2 separate regions of the Homo sapiens genome follow, and region 2 is linked to region 1. A link is an interaction called in ENCODE POLR2A ChIA-PET data of the cell type or tissue named here. Cell type or tissue: PC-9. All regions are shown on one strand. Links, peaks and the distances in the headings refer to the core of each region. The heading gives the core; the rest is flanking DNA.

The links. ChIA-PET counts read pairs that join two places held together with the same protein. Peaks named below come from ENCODE experiments on the same cell type or tissue, not always from the same donor. Only the 100,000 strongest peaks of a DNase experiment are listed, where the experiment ranks them.
Region 2: POLR2A ChIA-PET joins it to region 1 with 5 read pairs; 2 of 35 experiments call an interaction of 5 or more read pairs at or near these places.

The regions. Positions count from the first base shown.
Region 1 is chr12:15,627,613-15,630,533 of GRCh38, reverse strand. All of the region lies in intron 18 of EPS8 (EGFR pathway substrate 8, signaling adaptor), which reads left to right. Among named protein-coding and RNA genes, the nearest start is that of EPS8, 160 kb to the left of the region's middle. RefSeq lists a cis regulatory region at 1,201-1,214 and an enhancer at 1,135-1,279. In PC-9, for the core only: no CTCF peak of the experiment used is centred there; a DNase peak (open chromatin) is centred at 1,233; H3K27ac peaks cover 2,500 bases.
Region 2 is chr12:15,765,555-15,768,475 of GRCh38, reverse strand. All of the region lies in intron 1 of EPS8 (EGFR pathway substrate 8, signaling adaptor), which reads left to right. Among named protein-coding and RNA genes, the nearest start is that of EPS8, 22 kb to the left of the region's middle. In PC-9, for the core only: no CTCF peak of the experiment used is centred there; no DNase peak of the experiment used is centred there; H3K27ac peaks cover 396 bases.

The DNA of each region.
Region 1 (2,921 bases), core at 91-2,590:
TTCTATGAAAACCATATTTAAGTAAACTAAAAAGACACTATGACCAACTTTGGATTATCCTTATTTGTATTATTGGTGAATAGCAGTGTAGATATTTTGAAAACTGAAGGTAGTTTTAAGATAAATTTTGTTTAACCTTGTAGTATATGGCATGTCAATTTAATCTCCAAATTTGGTGTTTTAAACGTATTATAAAGTTACTTGGCTTTACCTATACTTGATGTGTAAAAACTCTTGGAAAACCAGAGCTATGAAGATATTTCATATTTCCCCAATATGACAAAAGTATATGAAGTGTGTGTGTGTATGTGTGTGTGTGTGTGTGTGTGAGTGAGAGAGAGATAGAGAGACAGAGAGAGAGAGATGGATATCTATCTTTCCCTCAATGTGGGCCTCTCTTAGGGTTCTGCCTTCGTTTTCCACATAAACATACTTTTACTGTAGTTCATTCTATTTCCATTTCTTTCAATACTATTTATATTGTTGGGAAAAGAATGATTCCCAAATTAGTCATCGTATTAAAACTCATCTCTGACATCCAGATACCAGTATGGAACTATTAACTTTATAGCTGAGATTGGATGCTTTCTATTTATGTTCAAAACTAAATGGCTGAATCTTTCACTCCCATTTTCATCCTACTGTTTTTCTCACGTCAGTAAGTTATTGCCACATCTGTTCAGTTGTGGACATTCTTGATAAAATAAAAAATAAAAAAGACACTAAAACTATTACTATTTAACAATTCTAAAAATTCTGGTTAAATGCAATAAGCATAAGCCTACTTTTACTCATTAATTTTTCTCCCACGGTATGTCCAATTTAAATGACTGTCATATCTATCTTGCCAGGAAACTAAAGGAAAAATGAAGTTTTGGAAAAGTGATTAGCTCTTTCTGTACAGCAAAAACAACTGTGTGCGTGAGTGTGTAGAACCATAATAAAATAGAATATGCTACTAAGTTTTTAAAATTATGTGGAGTTTTTAAAAAGAGTTTTCTTTTTCAAATACACTAAAGACATAGTTTTAAGATGAGAAATTTCTATAAATATTTTTATTGAGTTCCCTAAGGAGAAAACTTCCTCTTAGAAATGACTGTTCTCTTCTTTATTCTTCCCACAAGTTTATAGCATTTCCCTCCGTAGAGACGTCAGCACAGTCATCTTTGACACGGTGGGACTCTTTATCCAGGCCTAGCTAGGATCAAAGTTCATCGGCCTCCAGTCCCCATTTGGAGCAGTGTGTGGGTTAGGACAGTCTGTTCTTTGTTCACGCTGAGAAACCAAGAATAACCTAGTGGGAAAGAGGCATAGTTTGCATACTTTTAAAGATAGAGAACTCTCCTGATAATTGTGACTCATCATGTTGAAGTCTGTTTTTCATAAGTAAAAGGGTGGCATTGGTGTATAAAATATAAACATCTCTCCCAAAATTAACACACATACTTGTTTCCTTAGAATATTAAAAATCTTACAATATATTTGCAACTTATGTAAGTTCCTTTTTAAAATATCTCAAAAATACAGTTTGGCATTAAATAAATATATTTCTTTTTATAAAACAAATATTTCTTGATAACTTTATTGCAGAACAGTTTTTCTCTGAATGAATGTTGGGGCTTAATGTTCTTTTAGAACCAGACAGTAGCACATATTTCAGTGTGTGTTTATTGATAGCCAAATTTCTCTCAAAATATGCCTACTCATCTACCCACATTCTCTGCTTACTGCCTAAACTTCTGGTAAAAATAAAATGAAAGGAACTAGGAAGTAAATACTCATAGAAATCTATCAAGTAGCAGCTATGAACAGGGGAAAAAAGCCAACATGCCTGTTTTTACAACGTAGCAAGTGGCAAGAGTGAAGCCCTTTTGTGGAAGTCTGTGTGTTGCCTATTCAAAATAACTGTGAAGCCTTGTGTCATAGAAGCTATTCAGGCTGTTTTATCGCAGGATCCCAAAAGGTTCTCCTTTTATCGCTTTTAAGATGCCAAACTTTAGTTGCTTTGTATTTCTCCCATTTCCTTTGAAATGGTAGTCCTTTTATTCGAATTTAATCTTTTGTAATCAGAGTGTTACTTTAGAAAGGTGTAAAGTTATTCTGGTTTGCTGTTGTGTGTTAGAACATTGGAAATGGAAAGCAAAAGCCCAGGAACATGTTAGGTGGAGGTTTTTTTGTCCTTCCTGGAAGAAAACTATGCTGTGGACTGGTGATGATTGATATACTGACTAAGTCAGCAGATGAGAAACCAAATCTTTTAGTGTGGTGATACATTTTATTTTTTATTCTTTTGAGATGCACTCATATGCTGTTTGACAGTTTGTTGTAGTGATTTTTTAAAAGGTAGCTAATGAAATGCACATAATGTATACTTAAATGTAACAATCAATAGTATTCTCTCTTACTCTCTCTAGCACCCCCTACTCCTCCCTCCCTCCCTCCCTCCCCTTTTCCCCTTTTTTGATTACTTCAAAAGATTTCCTAGATACTTGAGGCATTAAAAAAAATTAGACTGAAATAACACTAACTATTCACACTTTCCCTTATTTCCCAGGGGCACCAAACACTTTCTAAAACCCTTTCCCTAGGGGGGAAAAATCATAGAACATTGGTCACAAAAAGCTCCCTAAGTGACCAGGTTATTGTCACTTGCCAACTTAATTAGATTGTTCTTATTTCTTGAAAGTGAAAACAAACAACGAACATAATGTACCTATGTATATATACACACATATTTTAAAATACACAGACACATGATTCCCCTTCCTGTACTTTTATGCCTTTCCTATTTTTGTCATGACAGTATGTTCATATACACACACATCTTTTCCATTAGCATAAATGGCTAGGAAAAAGGAGTAGCTAGGGAAGTTAATCAAAGGTGATTTTAATGACTTTGGCTATAAAACAGCCCTCTGCTG
Region 2 (2,921 bases), core at 117-2,616, 140 kb before region 1:
TACCTCTGCTCTTAAAATTCTTTTTTTTTTTTTTTTTTTTTTTTTTGAGATGGAGTCTCTTGCAGGCTAGAGTGCAGTGGCGTAATCTCAGCTCACTGCAACCTCTGCCTCTTGGTTTCAAGTGACTCTCCTGCCTCAGCCTCTCGAGTAGCTGGGATTACAGGTGCCCGCCACCACGCCCGGCTAATTTTTGTATTTTTAGTAGAGAAAGGGTTTCACCATATCGGCCAGGCTGGTCTTGAACTCCTGACCTCGTGATCCACCCGCCTTGGCCTCCCAAAGTGCTGGGATTACAAACGTGAGCCACCGTGCCCAGCCTTAAAATTCTTAAATCTCATTTCCCTCCTTTTATTATTATTCAATAGTTAACTGTATAAGCCAGAACAGTTTTTTTAAAAATTGGATATCTCCCAGATTTCTTCCAACTCTAATATTCTGTAAGTCTTTGGTTTTTACTTAGGTTAATTCTTAACTGCAATGGAAGAAAAGCATAATTCCAGTTTCTAAGGTAATACTTAACATTTCTTTACATTATTCTAAATTGAATGGAAAACTTTATTTGTAAAATAACAACCAAAAATATCTATTTTATTCTCTGGGGAAAGACAACTTTGTAATATATTTTTCCACTTGAAATGTTTTTGCTTTGCAAAATCCTGTTGGGAAAACAGATTTCCAGACAGCTTAAAACTGACAAATGAGTATTTTGACAGGTATTCCTGGAAGGAGAGCTGTTGCCACCAACCATTTCAATTTCCTTATTCTAACAACCATGTTTAGCAGAGAAGAAGACATATCTCAGTTTGAAACAAATATTTAGTGTTGAGAGAGGTGGGTGAATATAAGCCTTTTTTAATGTATTGGAAAAATAGGGCATTTAGTTCACTGTTTTGGAAAATAGAGTAACAATGAGGATAATAAAGTACTTCTTTATGGCCTAAGACTGACCTGATACTGTCAACTTCCTGTGTTCCATTCAGTAGGGTGTTCCTAGAGGAGGGTTTCATTTTATGCCACTGTGTCATTTAACGGCTTTTTTCTGTGTGCAACCTGTTGTGGCTTTAGAATAGAAAGCGTCAAGATAAAACATTTCATAGCAGAAACATTTTTCTGCATAAAATTCCACTGGTGAACAGTAGTTACTAGACCTTAGTAGAACTAGTCTGCTTCTGTAGAAATAATTTGTGAAAATGGTAGGGATGAACTCTGTTGTTCTGTCCATATTTAATTTACCTTCCAATTTGTAAACTTCTTATTAACATTGATATATTTTGAACAATATTATTTAGATTTCCTTCACCATACAGTTATTTTTTGAGTAGAATATTAGAAGTAGTCATGCAATCTCTTGTTCTTAGGTGCTATTTGCCAGGCCCACACACATTGTTAGTTGCTGTCATTATTTGTCTCCATCATCATTCTCACCACCACCATCATCATTGTCATCATATATATATATTTAAACATCAGAGATGGCTATTTGACTGGCTTGTGGAATTTGTGAAAAGCATAAATCTGAGAATCTTAAAATGTGAGACCTGCTGTTTAAAGATAGAGCAAATGTAGTTATGGATACTTATAGAATTTAGACTAATTCCTTTTGGTAGTAATGACTGAGTGATTTTGGCTTATTTCAAAGAATCGAGTTAGACATATGTTTGAATGACCCCATAGAGTCTTACTTTATATGCTTAAGCCTGGATGAAAATCAATTTCATTTAGCTTTAACTCGGATAAGGGTTTCATGGTCATTATTATATTCTTTTTTTCTTAAAACTTTCCTTTTTTTTTTTTTTGGAGACAGAGTTTCACTCTTGTTGCCCAGGCTGGAGTGCAATGGCACGATCTCTGCTCACTGCAACCTCTGCCTCCTGGGTTCAGGCAATTCTCCTGCCTCAGCCTCCCAAGTAGCTGGGATTACAGGAGCCCCACATTAGCTCCCAATGTCCAGCTAATATTTTGTATTTTTTTTTTTTTTTGAGATGGAGTCTCGCTCTGTCACCAGGCTGGAGTGCAGTGGCGCAATCTCGGCTCGGCTCACTGCAACCTTCGCCTCCTGGGTTCAAGTGATTCTCCTGCCTTAGCCTCCCAAGTAGCTGGGACTACAGGTGCCCACCACCAGGCCCAGCTATTTTTTATTTGTATTTTTTTGTATTTTTTAGTAGAGACGGGGTTTCACCATGTTGGCCAGGATGGTCTGAAACTCCTGACCTCAGGTGATCCACCCGCCTCGACCTCCCAGAGTGCTGGGATTACAGGTGTGAGCCACTGCGCCAGGCCAAAACTTCCTTTCTTTCTTTCTTTTTTTAAACACTAAAACAAACTGCTGAAGAGTATTTTTTTTCTCTGTTAAAACTTTTAGGCCGGTTGCAGGTGGCTCACGCCTATAATCCCAGCACTTTGGGAGGCCGAGGCAGGCGGATCATCAGGTCAGGAGTTTGAGACCAGCCTGACCAACATGGTGAAACCCTGTCTCTACTAAAAATACAAAAACATTAGCTGGGTATGGTGGCACGCGCCTGTAATCCCAGCTACTCAGGAGGCTGAGGCAGGAGAATCGCTTGAACCTGGGAGGCAGAGGTTGCAGTGAGCCGAGATTGCGCCACTGTACTCCAGCCTGGGCGACAGAGCAAGACTCCGTCTCAAAAAAAAAAAAAACCAAAAAAAAAAAACCACTTTTCTCCAAAAGTAGATATGTGTCAAAAACCAAAATACTGTTGCCTTTTACAAGACTTTTGTAATTCCTTTAACTCCCTGCAGACATTTTGAAAATCACTTCTTTGTAACACTAATTTACTACAGTTTACTTTTCTGAAGAAATCTCTCTCCAGTTTCTGTTGGCCATTTTTTATTTAGTTCTTCTCTACCCCCAATAATTTCAGTATCTCATTTTCTTTTAATAATTAAAACAATTTTTTTTT